Regions from separate parts of the Homo sapiens genome. Here all the other regions are linked to region 1. A link is a contact called in ENCODE Hi-C or POLR2A ChIA-PET data. All regions are on one chromosome and are shown on one strand. The core of a region is the stretch at or near the end of the contact, and the rest is flanking DNA. Distances in the headings are between cores, read along the strand shown. Region 1 holds the start of CDT1 (chromatin licensing and DNA replication factor 1). Region 2 holds the start of ZNF276 (zinc finger protein 276). Region 3 holds the start of SPATA2L (spermatogenesis associated 2 like).

What was found. Hi-C counts contacts between places; a loop is a spot of excess contacts on that map. ChIA-PET counts read pairs that join two places held with the same protein, here RNA polymerase II (POLR2A). Pooled maps may share reads with other maps.
Region 2: a loop to region 1 is called in a map with no recorded cell type, with 6 times the contacts of the local background. The contact joins the promoter of ZNF276 here to the promoter of CDT1 in region 1. A Hi-C loop is called at or near these places in 1 of 37 single-sample maps with no recorded cell type and 8 of 50 pooled maps. POLR2A ChIA-PET finds 5 or more read pairs at or near these places in 1 of 52 experiments (naive thymus-derived CD8-positive, alpha-beta T cell).
Region 3: a map of naive thymus-derived CD4-positive, alpha-beta T cell shows a loop between it and region 1 (8-fold over the local background). The contact joins the promoter of SPATA2L here to the promoter of CDT1 in region 1. A Hi-C loop is called at or near these places in 2 of 168 maps with a recorded cell type or tissue (naive thymus-derived CD4-positive, alpha-beta T cell and prostate gland), 3 of 37 single-sample maps with no recorded cell type and 11 of 50 pooled maps. POLR2A ChIA-PET finds 5 or more read pairs at or near these places in 1 of 52 experiments (RWPE1).

Annotation. Positions count from the first base shown.
Region 1 is chr16:88,801,740-88,806,180 of GRCh38, reverse strand. It overlaps CDT1 (chromatin licensing and DNA replication factor 1), which reads right to left and starts at 2,392. Exons shown (of 10, transcript NM_030928.4): 1 at 2,122-2,392; 2 at 1,514-1,636; 3 at 1,283-1,419; 4 at 544-741; 5 at 312-457; 6 at 60-160. The coding sequence starts at 2,349. RefSeq lists enhancers at 78-960, 961-1,844, 2,563-3,138 and silencers at 2,201-2,310, 2,391-2,630.
Region 2 is chr16:89,720,287-89,724,727 of GRCh38, reverse strand. ZNF276 (zinc finger protein 276) reads right to left here and starts at 3,191. Exons shown (of 11, transcript NM_001113525.2): 1 at 2,883-3,191; 2 at 1,894-2,197; 3 at 1,545-1,591; 4 at 1,019-1,468. The coding sequence starts at 3,087. It overlaps VPS9D1 (VPS9 domain containing 1), which reads left to right and starts at 3,830. Exons shown (of 15, transcript NM_004913.3): 1 at 3,830-3,965. The coding sequence starts at 3,867. RefSeq lists silencers at 2,564-3,023, 3,104-4,223.
Region 3 is chr16:89,699,945-89,704,385 of GRCh38, reverse strand. It overlaps SPATA2L (spermatogenesis associated 2 like), which reads left to right and starts at 2,681. Exons shown (of 3, transcript NM_152339.4): 1 at 2,681-2,758; 2 at 3,153-3,456. The coding sequence starts at 3,154. RefSeq lists silencers at 2,086-2,805, 2,976-3,075 and an enhancer at 4,078-4,441.

The DNA.
Region 1 (4,441 bases), core at 1,143-3,642:
AGGTGCTGAGGCAGTGCTGGTGCCACCATCTTCACACAGCGGGGCCGGGGGCCGCTCACCTTGTGGTGCTCCTTGACATGCTCCACCAGCTTCTGGCTGAAGATCTGCCGTCGCTGCAGGAGGCGCGAGGCCGTGAGCTGGGGGGCTGCTCCGTCAGCCTCTGTGGGACGAGTCCAGGCCTAAGTCCCCACCAGGCCACCCAGCCACCCACCCGTGACCAGTCCTGGGCCAGATGCCCAGCACCTCACACCCACCCTGGAAACTGTGCGGCTCACAGATGGGGAAACCGAGGTCCCGCACCCAGCACTCACCCTGCTCCAGCAGTGGCTCGATGGTGAGCTGGTAATCTGACCTCCTGGTGCCATCCTTGAAGGTGGGGACACTGCGCTCCTGGCGGAAGCGGTAGGAGGCCGGGTACACGGTTTTGATCTGGCCAACATTGCACTCCTCAAAACGCCTATGGGAGGATGGGGGCGGCTCAGGAGGCAGGCCCGGGCCCACCCCCAACTCCAGGACAGCCACAGCCCACCCCCGGCCACTCACCTACGCATCATGTCCTGGACGCCCCGCTGGACCTTGGCAAAGGTGGGCGTCTCGGAGCGGTTGTGGAGCATGCCCACGATGGTGTCCATGCTGCGGAACATCTCCGCCAGCACCTGGTACTTGTAGGGCAGCACGAGTCCCGGCAGGCCGGGCTGGGCCAGGGCATGGAAGCGCTGGTAGGCGGGCGCCTTCTCGCCACTGTCAGGGAGGGAGGAGCCTCATGAGAAGCAGTAGGCCCCTACCCCTCCAACGCCACAGCAGGCCCCTCGGCCAGGGAGACCCTCCGATGGGGCCTGCCATGCCACACACGATGGCTTTCGCGGCCCTTGCACACCCACCAGCACTGGCACCGTTAGGGGTAGCAGTGGTGACGGGAAAGCCCGGCTCCACACCCCAGCTCTGCTGTGTCCACGCAGCTCCCCCAGGGAAGCTCTGCCCTCTCCCCAGCGCAGTTTCGTCAGCTCTCAGGGGCAGAGGCAGACAACACACCAATGCATCAGGAGCATTTGAAACCTGCCAGAGTCCCCGAGGCAGGAGCTGCCCCCCGCAGGAGGGACTGAGGGCACAGCGCCAGCAGTGCCCGGGACCTTTTTCTCAGGGGTCTGGGTCCGCGCCCTGGTGACCTCACCACCACCCTCCCTGGAAGGAGCAGACCTGGGCCTCTGACAGGCTCGCTGGGCCACGCCTGCCACCAACCCGGCCTTTGCCGGGGCCTCGTGGCCGCCCACCCAGCACTCACCATGGCTCCTCAGGGCGGCCCTCGGCCTCTGGGGTGCAGGACTCCCCAGCATCCTGGGCACTGGCCTTCAGCGCCCGGACTCTTGCCCCCAGCTCCCGGGCCCGTTGCAGGCATGACGCAAGCTCAGAGATGGTGTCCTTCAGGGGGATCAGGGGACACGGTGCCGTCAGGCAGGCAGGCAGGCCGGCACCACTCAGCCCTCCCGCATCTGCCCCAGGCCCCGCCCCTCACCTGGTCCTGCGCGGATGTCAGGTGGGGCGGCTGACCTGCTGCCGGGGTGGATTTCTTTATCTTCTGGCCCGGAGAAGGGCAGGCTGGGATGTCTGGGGCCTCGGGGGTACTGGGGCTGGAAACCTGGTGGGAGGGACCCCAAGGGTGAACTCATGACAAGACCTGGTGCTCCTGGCTCTGCAGAGGACCCCGAAGGATCAGAAGCCGCTCTGAGTTAACTGGGACGGGCATGGCTGGGGGGCTTAGGACTTCCCGTAGATGGTGGTCTGTGCTAAGGCCGGGGACACAGCCTTGCTCTCGTCTTCCGGGGCCGTTTCCAGGTCGGACCCCTGCCCTGGCCTCGCAGAGAAGCTGGACTTCCAGCCCCATCATCGGATCCCGGTGCAAGCCCCCCAGTGCCTCCTGCTCATCTCAGGAGCCAGCCAAGTCCCCAGTGGTGGCAGGGCGCCCCCAGGATCCCCCGGCCTGTCCCAGAGTTCCCTGCGCCCCGTCCCCCCCGCCTGTTTCCCCGCCCCCGTCCCTCCGCCTCAGTTTCCCCGAGCCCTGCCCCCCGGGCCTCAGTCTCCCCGCCCCCAACTCCCCGGCCTCAGTCTCCCCACGCCCCTCACCTCGTCCACCGACAGCCGCAGTCTCCTGCGGGCCGGTGGCCTGGCCTGGTCGCGTCCGGGGGCGGCGGGCGGGCGGGCGCGCTTGCGGCTGCCACTGGTAGCGGAGGCCGGGGCGCGGAGTGCGGGCCTGGCGGGGCTGGGGGTGCGGCAGGCCAGCTTGGGCGGCGCGATGCGGGGGGGCCCGGGGCGGCGGCGCGCGAAGAAGTCGGTGACGCGGCGCTGCTCCATGGCGGCGGAGTGCGCGGCGAAAGCAAGGAAAGAAGGAAGGGAGGAAGAGGCGGGCGCGGTTCCCGCCAAATTTCCCGCGGGCGCCCTGGCCCCGCCCCCGGCGCGGACCGAACCATCGGGGCAGAGCACGGGGGGAGGGAAGGGACGGGGCGCGCATGCGCGCTGGTGGGCGCGGGCACCGGCTTGGCCGCGCGCATGCGCCGACGTGCGGGCGTGGACTCGCCGGCGGGCGCCGTCGTGCGTGGGACTTTAGCGCGGTCTCCGGATCCCGCGTGTGGCTCCCACTTTTCAGGGCGTGTCAGTGGGGCCGCTGGCTTCAGGGTCAGAATGAGCGCAATCCAGGCAAACAGCAGCGCGCGCCTGACAAAACCCCGGCGCTGCCCGGGGGAGCCGAGGACGGCGCGGCCTGGGGGGCTGCAGGCTCGAGCTGGTAAAGGCGCTTCCCCCGCGGGCCGCACGCTCCTTATTTCTTTTTTTAAAACTATTTCTGGCTGGGCGCGGTGGCTCACGCCTGTAATCCCAGTACTTTGGGAGGCCGAGGCGGGCGGATCATGAGGTCAGGAGATCGAGACCATCCTGGCTAACACGGTGAAACCCCGTCTCTACTAAAAATACAAAAAATTAGCCGGGCGTGGTGGTGGGCACCTGTGGTCCCAGCTACTCAAAAGGCTGAGGCCTGAGAATGGCGTGAACCCCGTGGGGCGGAGCCTGCAGTGAGCCGAGATCGCGCCACTGCACTCCAGCCTGGGCGACAGCGAGACTCCGTCTCAAAAAAAAAAAAAAAACTATTTCTATCGAGGCGGAGATTACGTTGCCGGGTGGTCTCGAACTCCCCGGTTCAGTGATCCGCTCTCTTGGAACTGCCCCCTCCCAAAGCGCTGCGATCACAGGCGTGGCCTCCGCGATCCGCGTTGCTCGCTTTTTAAAAGGGTGGATTTGATATGTGAATTATTTCTCAATCAAGCTATTACATGGAAACGAAGAAAAGGGGCCGGGCGCGATGGTTCACGCCTGTAATCCCAGCACTTTGAAAGGCCGAGGCGGGCGGATCACCTGAGGTCAGGAGTTCGAGACCAGCCTGACCAACATGGTAAAACCCCCTCTCTACTAAAAATACAAAAATTAGCCAGGCGTGGTGGCGGGCGCCTGTAATTCCAACTGCTTGGGGGGCTGAGGCAGCAGAATCGCTTGAACCCGGGAGGCGAAATGGCGCCACTGCACTTCAGCCTGAGCGAAAGAGCGAGAAACTCCGTCTCAAAAAAAAAAAAAAAAAAAAAAAAGGAAAGAAAAGAAACTGCCTTTAGCATGGCTGAGGGCTGAGATTTTAAAGTTTTAGTTCTTAAAACCTATAGCGCTCCTATCTGGGAAACGGCCTAGAGCGCGGTTTATCTGGAGAGCCCGAGCCACAGCCACTCCTTCCAGAGACGCCAATAAGCAGGGCCAGGCGCAGCGCTGCGGAAGTCCCCCGCAAAGCAATGCGGGCCGCCGGGGCCTGGAGGCCTGCGAGGGAAGGGGACGCGGGTGGAGGCGGCCAGGGCTCAGAGGAGGGCTTCTGTTTTCCCATTTTCCAAGTTTTCTGTAAAAAGCGTGAATTGTGCCTATTTTTTTTTAAGTTAAAGGAATAGAAACCGGTTTGATGATGCAACTGGTGCTTGCAAAATACCTCAAAGGTGGCCTGCACGGTGGCTCACGCCTGTAATCCCAGCACTTTGGGAAGTCGAGGCGGGCGGATCACTTGAGGTCAGGAGTTCAAGACCAGCCTGGCCAACATGGCAAAACCCCGTCTCTACAATAAATACAAAAATTAGCCGGACGTGATGGCAGGCACCTGTAATCTCTGCTACTCAGGATCCCGCCACTACACTCCAGCAGCCTGGGCAACAGAGCGAGACTCCATCTCCAAAACAAAACACCTCAAAAGTGAGGACGTTCATAAGTGGGGGGATGGGGAGGGCGTGGTGAGGCATTTGTTTTCCATCTGTATATAAGGGATCAGCACCTAGACCTGTGTTTTGCAAGCAGCTGGTAGCAAATTTTTAGTGGGTCAAGAAATAAATATGGAAGACTGAGACCCACATTTTTTAAAGCTACG
Region 2 (4,441 bases), core at 1,942-4,441, 920 kb before region 1:
CTACCTGAGGCCCCCGAGCCGCACTGTCTCATCTGTGCACCCGTATCTAGCTAAACTATCTGGGTAGCTGTGTTTCTGTTTGGGACAGAGTCTTGCTCTGTCACCCAGGCTGGAGTACGGTTGTGCGATGTCGGCTCACTGCAACTTCCGCCTCCCAGGCTGAAGTGATTCTCGTGCCTCAGCCTCCAGAGTAGCTGGGATTACAGATGCCCACCACCATACCTGGCTAGTTTTTGTATTTTTATTAGCGATGGGGTTTCGCTATGTTGGCCAGGTTGGTCTTGATCTCGTGACCTCAAGTGATCCACCCACCTCAGCCTCCCAAAGTGCTGGGATTACAGGTAGCTACGCTTTTCGGAAGCTCCCCTCAAGACTCAAAGTGGGAACTGAGTGCTCAGGTGGGGACAGGTGCACAGAGCACACACAGGACAAGAGGCCGGAGGGAAACTGGCCCTGGCCCTCCTAAAACAACATCCAGGAGCAGCTGCACCAGCCCACAGTGCTATGGGTTCTGGGGCCCAAACAAGGGCCTTGTGTTTCCCCTCAGCCTGTCAGCAGAGAAAGCTGCGCCACACTGGCCCACACCAGGGTGTCACCAGGCGGCTGGCTGAGTGCCAGGAAATGACCTGCAGCTGGCCCAGGGCAGCAGCCGCAGAGGCAACGGCCATTCTTTTCTCCCACATCCACAGACAAGGCCCTATTCTTCCCTCTTCCTCAGTCCCCTCAGCCCCAAGCACAGGCTTAGAAAAAGACTCGACGGCTGATGAGCGTGTCTCCACAGAAACTGCTGGAACAGAGCCCTGCTCACAGAGGAGCAAGAGGCGGAGACAGGCTGGCCGCCCCTCCCTGCTCTCTGGATGTGGTGAGCAGCCGCAGGCAGAAGCCCCAAGCTCTGCTCCTTCTCACACCACACCCCAGCCACCACCTAGAGCAGTGGAGACATTCACTTTCTGCTGAAAACCCTGCCCCACTGAGGAGCACACATCCTGGTCTAGCACCAGCAAGAGGTGCCTCCTACCTGGGGCCCTGCAAAGGGGCAGGCTTGGCTGAGGTGGGAAGCCCGACCTGGGCCCCACCGCGTCGCTGTCCGAAGGAGGCTGGGCCACATCCGTGCTGGGCAGGGTCTTGGTCTCAGCCCCAACTGGGGTCCCTGTCCCTCTACCCTGGGAGGTCTGAGGGGCATCCCCAGGGTTCCACCCTCGGTGCTGGGGCAGCCGTGGCGCCGTCTCTTTGTCCCATGGCCACTTGACTGCCAGCGCACTGTCCAGCAAGAAGGCCTTGCAGCTGGAGCTGGTATCCATGGTGTAGTCGTGGCCCTGGTCGCAGCCCCACACGACCTGGATGACGCCGCAGTACTCGGAGGACAGTGTCCTCTGAAGGTGGGGCAGGGCCCCGCAGCTGGCCGCATGTCCATGCACCCACCCCACCAAGCCGTGCAGGCACTGGGGGCTGGATGTGATCAGATCCACTGCAGAGAGTCAACAGAGATGTCAGATCCACGGCTGGTCGGCACCCAGCCCACCCTCCACCGGGGGAGGACTCACCCAGACACGCTCCCTCCTCTGCCCCTGTTGGGGGCTGGGCACCGACCCTGCAAAGGATCAGTGTGGCCATGAGCAGGACAAGCAGGCGGAGGTTCACAGCGCTCGTCGTACGGGACCCTCTCGAGATCTCAAACCTCAGCGGTCCCCATAGGCAACTTTCTCTTCCCTCACCCCAGCTCCTCCCAGTTCATCTCTCCACAACAGTCCCAGGGCTGTTGGCACTGAACCCGGGCATGGCCCATTCCCCCCACCCAGAGGCTCCCGCGGAGGCACGCCCTGTCCCTCTCTCAACACCCGTCACACTGCAGTACTGACAGCCTGAACGTGCTCTGAACAGACTAGGGCGTACTTTGCACAAGGCTTCCGGCGACCAGCCGGGGAGGCGTTGACCCTCTGCAGGAAGGACTTGAGAAGGCTGTGGCACTGGTAGAACTGGGCGTGGCAGCTCTTGCAGACAAACGGAGACAAGGTGGGGTCCTGGCGGACAGCCACACCAAGCAGGCGCTGGAAGTCCCGTACGAGCACGCGCTCCTCTGCGGATGGCCTCTCCATGCTCGCTCCAGGCGCCCTCTCGGAGATGCTGCGCAGGCTTCTCGAGGAAAACTTCCCGTGGCAGAGGCGACAGTGACCCATGGCGAGAGCCCGGCCTGCTCCTGCACAGAGCGGCAGGAAGTGTTAGCAGCTGGCAAAGGAGGCTCCTGAGCACAGGGCGTCCCGGACTCCAGGTCCGAGGGCAGCGCCTGCAGCGCCCTTCGCGCGGCTCCCGGACACAGCAAGCGGCTCGGGCGCGCGGCTCTCGGCGGGACAAGCCGCCCTGTGGGGGATGTGGCCGCTGGTCCAAGAAATCTTTCAAATTTCAAAGGCCTCTAAGGCCTCTCCAGCGAAGCAACTTCAAGAGTGAAACCTGGAACTGCACCCTCCTCCCAGCGACCGCGAGACCCGGGGCAGGCGCTGCGCCCTCCAGGAAACGCCGCGGTTTCCTGTCTGCCAATTGCAGGTGCCGCCTCCTTTCCGGCTCCGCGAGGGCACGAAGCAGGGGAGGGCGATTCCCACGCGCGGGCACCCCAGGGCGACCTGCCCGCGGTGACAGCGCTCCTCACGCCGGGTCCCTTCTGGCCGAGCCCGCGGCCGGGGAGGCCGGGCCGGCGACGCCGGCGTCACGGAGCGCGAGGAAAACCGAGCCGGCCGCCCAGCGCCTATCCCGACGCAGCCCCGAGTCCGCTACGCCCTTGGCCGGGTGGAGGAGAGGCCGCGCCGGCTTCCGGGCGTCAGTGCGGCTCCTCCCACGAGCAACCCCTGCCGCGACCCCAACCCGCCACGCCCGGGCCGCGGACCCACCTGCCTCGTCCGCGCCGTCCTCGCCCGCGTCCCCGCAGGACCCCACCGGGCCCCAGGCGCGCCGCGCCGTCGCCCCGTCCACCCTCGGCCCACCGCTAAGGGAAGGGCGGCCCCGAGTCCGGCTGACGCCGCCGCCGCCGTCCGAGGCCCCGCACTGTCGGGACGACCCAGGAGACAGGAAGCGGCCCAGCCGGTCCCGCTTCATGGCAGCGGAGGACGCCAGCAGAATCCCGCGGGTGCTGCCCGGCCCGAGGTTCCTAGAGGACCCGGCGTTAGGCTCCGCTCGGCGCGCTGGAAGCGAGGCGGGGCGGGGGAGGGGCGGAGCGAGAAGCAAAGCGAGGCGGGCGGGGCGGGCCAGGGGCCAGGGGCGGGACCCCGCCGGCCGAGGTTCCACCCGCGGTGCCAGCGCCCCCGCTCGTACCGCTCCCCTCTCGGGCCCGAGGGCGGCCGTGCCCGCCTCTGTCGCCAATGGAGCGCTGGCCTGGGGCGGGGCGGTGGGCGGAGGGGCTCGCCGACACCTCACGACGAGTCCTCCAGGGAGAGGCGACGCGGCCCTCACCGCCTCTTACCGTGGGAGACGGAGGCGCGGGGCGGGCAGGCGCCGGCGGAGGCCACGCGGCGCGCAGGTGGCGGGCGGGCTGCAGAAAGGGGAGGGGGGCCGGGGTCTCACGTAGAGAGGGGCCTGGCTGCCGCGGTTAGACGCCCATGGCAACTCCGTGAGGGGCCCTTCTCGCCAGCCCCGTCTCAAGACGGCGAAGAGGCCCGGCTCCGTCGCGACAACCCACCCGGACTCTGCCGCCCCCGCCACTAACACCCGTGGGGCCCGCAGTACGCGCGGAGGGGGCCCGTCGCCGGAAGTGCGGCCGCGTCCCTTCCTGCGGTCCGCTGCTCGGGCGGCTCCAGCACCAGCGCCGGCTGCGTTCCGGGCCTCCGGTCGCCCGTCCAGCCCCTCGGCTACCGCCGCCGCCTCCCCCGCTCGGCGCCATGGCCGCTGCGGCCGGGGACGGCACGGTGAAGCCGCTGCAGAGCGCCATGAAGCTTGCCAACGGGGCCATCGAGCTGGACACCGGCAACCGGCCCCGGGTGAGGCGGGGCGGGGGCGGGGCTTGGCCGCTGAGGGTGGCCCCTGGAGGGACCCCCGCCCGGGGAGGGCGAGGACGGGGCCGGCTCGGGCTGGAGACTTGGGAGCGGGCGCCAGCCGGGATCCCGGGCCGCGGTTCCCGGGCGAGGACGGGGGCGGGGCGCAGCCGGGCGTGCAGTGACCTTGGACAGCTCAGATCCTGCGGACCTTGGCTTTCCACTCCGCTCGCTGAGCCGGTGCATCACAGCCTGGGCTCCACCTGTAGAGGAGATGTAGCAGGAGGGTCCGCCAGGCCACCTTCCAAAATCCGAGTGACGGGCAGGTCCGTGCGTTCGTGCATTTTTCTGGGCAGAGATGGTAGATTTAATCCGGTTGCCACAGGGGACGGCATGCAGAGAAGGCCACATACCTGCTCATTTGTGATGCTGTTTGCAGTCGTCTTAGGAAGGAAAAGCAGGCCGGAGGGGTGTGGCCCGTT
Region 3 (4,441 bases), core at 1,432-3,931, 900 kb before region 1:
TCACGGCACCCTCGTTCCACTCTGCCTCCGTCTTTAAGCGGTCTTCTCTCCTGTGCGTTCATATCTAAGTTTCTCTCTCCTCATAAGGACAGCAGTCATACTGGATTGAGGGCCCATGCCAACCCAGAACAACCTCATCCTTTTTTTTTTTTTTTTTTTGAGATAGAGTCTTGCTCTGTGGCCCAGGCTGGAGTGCAGTGGCGCGATCCCGGCTCACTGCAAGCTCCGCCTCCTGGGTTGACGCCATTCTCCTGCCTCAGTCTCCCGAGTAGCTGGGACTACAGATGCCCGCCACCACGCCCAGCTAATTTTTTGTATTTTTTAGTAGAGATGGGGTTTCAGTGTGTTAGCCAGGATGGTCTCGATCTCCTGAGTTCGTGATCCACCTGCCTCGGTCTTCCAGAGTGCTGGGATTACAGGCGTGAGCCACTGCGCTCGGCCCAGAACAAACTCATCTTGATTTTTGTCTGGAAAAACTATTTCCAAAAAAGTCCCAAGAATAGGCTGCAGGTGAATGTGAGTCGCAGGTCGAAGTTGCAGGCCAAAAGCTCTGCACACGGCCGTGGCCTTCTCACTCTAGTGGCTGGGTTCTGAGGGTGTGTTAGTCCGTCCCCATGCTGCTGTAAATAGCTGCCTGAGGCTGGATAATTTATAAAGAAAAGACGTTTAATTGACTCACAGTTCCGCATGGCTGGGGAAGGCCTCAGCAAACTCACAATCATGGCAGAAGGCGTCTCCTCACAGGGCGACAGGAGCGAGAATGAGCACTGAACAAAGGGGAGAACCCCTTATAAAACCATCGGATCTCGTGGAATTCACTATCACGAGAACAGCATGGAGGAAGCTGCCCCCAAGATTTAATTATCTCCACCTGGTCCTGCTCCAGACCTGTGGGATTACAATTCAAGATGAGATTTTGGGTGTGGATACAGAACCAAACCATGTCAGAGGCCAAGGATCTCAAGACAAGGCCAGGGTATGGCATGTTTATGATTTAGCCTTGGAATTCATTCCACATCAGTTCTATTCCATGGGTTGAGGCAGGTGCAAAAACCCACCCAGGCCTATGGGAGGAGAGCTAGGCCCACTGCTGGATGGATGGACTGGTGTTGCCAAATTCAGTGAGGACAAAGGCAGAACAGTTACCTCCACCCTCCTCCGCATCAGAAGAAGAATAAAGATGAGACTTACGAAGTTAGCTGTCCTGAGGACTGGTGTGGACCCATGGTGGCACTGGGCACCAAGAGTGAGTTCAGTAAACAGTAAGTAAAAGAGCTCCCTGTCCAGAGGTGGCCACCTAGATAACTCAGGGAGATCCACCGACTGCATCACGATTTTTTTTTCCAGACATTCTCGCTCTGTCACCCAGGCTGGAGTGCAGTGGCACGATCTTAGCTCACTGCAACCGCAACCTCTGCCTCCCAGGTTCAAGTAATTCTCCTGCCTCAGCCTCCCAAGTAGCTGGGCTTACAGACATGTGCCACCACGCCCGGCTAACTTTCGTATTTTTAATAGAGACGGGGTTTCACCATGTTGGCCAGGCTGGTCTTGAACTCCTGACTTCAGGTGATCCGCCCGCCTCGGCCTCTCAAAGTGCTGGGATTACAGGCGTGAGCCACCGCACCCGGTCATGATCACTATTTCTAAGATGCCAGCAGGGAACTTCCAGGTAAAAAATCTAAGAAAAAGGGGGGACCTCGCCGCCCAGGCCCAGGGAAAGTTTCAACAAACTTGGGCCTTGGTTTTGGTGGCCTGGAGAGATGAGGGACACAGACGTGAAGTAGCAAAGCCTGCCCAAAGCGGGGGTGTGGGGTAGGGGTGGGTTTCGGCTGGGACCTCCAAGGGTCTCCCTCATCCTCCTCTACTTCTGGGCAATGCGAGAAAGTGGCTGTAGCACAGAACAGAGGAACCCGAGCGAAGAAAACGTCCCCGGGAAGTCGTGGCCCAGATTTAGCCTGGGTGGATCCGCAGCCCAGGTCAGCTTTTAGCCTAGAGAGGGGGGCGGCTTCGCCCTGCCTCAGAGACCCGCCCAGACGATGCTCTCAAGGGCTGCAGATGGCAAGTGCAGGAGGCCGGGAAGCGGAGCCAGCATAAACAGAATCTGAGGTCCCCGCATCCACCTGAGGCTGCTGTTTCAGACGAGGCTGAAAGGCTTGTCCTTCCGCCCACCTTCCGTGCCGCGGGCCCCTCCCTCAAGGGGATGGCCCCGCCCCACAGGGGAGGCCCGCCCCCGGATCCGGCCAATCCCCGCCAGGTAATGCAGGTGGCCCCGCCCCGCAGGAAAGGCTCTTCCCAGGATCCAGCCAATCCCCGCCAGGTAATGCCGGTGGCCCCACCCCCCAGGGGACGAGCCCGCGCACCTGCTTCCCCGCGGCCGGGTCGCCTGGGGCTGGGTCCCTGTCTCGTGGGGAGGAGCGGCCCAGGCACAACGTTCCCTGAGCGCCTGCCATGAGCCCGCAGCCCTCGGCCCAGCGGCGTCGTGAACGATACCGGTCCCGCGAGGAGACGGGCGACGCGGTGACAGGAGGCTCTCGGGGTGCCTCGCGCAGGGGCTCGGCCGGGCTGACACCTCCTCCTCCCCTTTCACCAGGCCCCGCCCCTCCTAAATTATTCGGAGGCGGGGCCTGCGCCAAGCCCCGCCCCGCCCCCAGCGTCACGGCCGCGGACCCCGGGCGGAGCCGACTCCCGGCGGAAGCGCGCGGCGCGCGGGGAGGCCCGAACTGATCCGCGGCGGCCGGAGACCGCTGGGGACAGACAGGTAGCGCCGTCACCCGCGGGATCCGCAGCTCCATCTGCCGGGCGAAGGGGCTCTGGTCGGGAGAGGGCTCAGCGGGCGGAAGCGCGTCTCTAGAGAAGGGTGCGGTCGATAACCGGGGGCGCCCCTGGAAGGCCGAGGTACCCAGGCTGGAGGGAGGGGCTGGAGGTGCGGGGGCGCTCAACTGGAGGGGCCTGGATCGCTGGGTGGGCGGGCAGCTGATGGGGCCGAGGTCTCCAGCGTAGGGGGTGCCGAAGATACCGGGGGCGCCCAGCCGCTGGGGGCGGGGTCTCCAGGCTCGAGGGGTCCTGGGGACGCTGGGTGAGGGTTCGGGGAGAGCGCGGCGGGCTGGGCGCGGCCTTAGGTCCCTGACCCCCCCGACCCCCGTCCGCCGCAGGATGGGCAGCAGCTCGCTGTCCGAGGACTACCGCCAGTGCCTGGAGCGCGAGCTGCGACGGGGCCGCGCGGGCGTGTGCGGGGACCCCTCGCTGCGCGCGGTGCTCTGGCAGATCCTGGTGGAGGACTTCGACCTGCACGGGGCGCTGCAGGACGACGCGCTGGCTCTGCTCACCGACGGGCTGTGGGGCCGCGCCGACCTGGCGCCCGCGCTACGCGGCCTGGCTCGCGCCTTCGAGCTTCTGGAGCTCGCCGCGGTGCACCTGTACCTGCTGCCCTGGAGGAAGGAGTTCACCACCATCAAGGTAGGCGCCAGGCCAGGAGGAGCGCGCCCCTCGTCCTGGCCTGCGGGTCGCGGGGCCGCCGACCATGGGGGACCACGCCTTTCGAGAGAGAGGGGCTTCAAGTGTCCTCAGTGCCTGGTGGGCTCCTCAAGGCTCCGAGCGCTGAGGGGTCGTGGGCGTGTGGGGGCACCCACTCCTAGGGCTGAGAACATGGGGTGGGCGAGGGCAGGCTTGGGTGCTGCCTACGGGGTCCTGCCCTGAGAGCTTGCGTCAGTGTCTTCCCTAAGAGGCCTCGCGGCCCCAGTTGCCATGGAAATCTTAGGACGGGGGCACAGAAGGGACTTGAGTTCCCATGGTCATCCTAATTCCTCCAGGTTATGGGCCAATCCCATTTGCAGAGGAGGCCGCCGAGGCTGGGAGGACTGCAGATGGGTGCATCCCTGTGAAGTCTCAGGGCTGGGCTCAGACCTAGTGAACTCCACGGCCTGGGGCGGGAGGCTGTGCCCAGGGCTGGCCTGGCCTCTCCAGGTGAGCTCCTGGCGGCAGGAGGGGGCAGGGCCGCCGGGAGCTCTGAGCTAATTCGGAAGAGTAGGAAGCCGATGACGTCACTGGGCACGTGGGCGAGCTACGCCTCCGCCGGTTGCCATGGCAGCGGCAGTCTCTCCGCGGCTCCCCGGGGACACCTGCTGGTCGGAGGCGCCAGGACTTTCATTCATGAGAGAGGACGGACAGGCCCGCCCTTGAGGCCTCCCAGGGGGCGGGGCGGGGGAATAACCGGCTTCAGTGCCGGACAGCCCTGGTTTGGACTTAGTTCTGCTGCTTCCTGGCCGCGAGGACTTGGCCAAATTAGCTAATCTCTGTCAGCCCCTTTCCTCCTGAGACAGCGACACGGGAACAGTCCAGTTCATGGGGCCAGAGGAATGAATCAAAGCCCCGAGCTCAGTGCTGCAGGCACTGGGCGCTCCACACGTGGGCCGTGTCCAGGCATTAGATGCTAGGAGTCCCG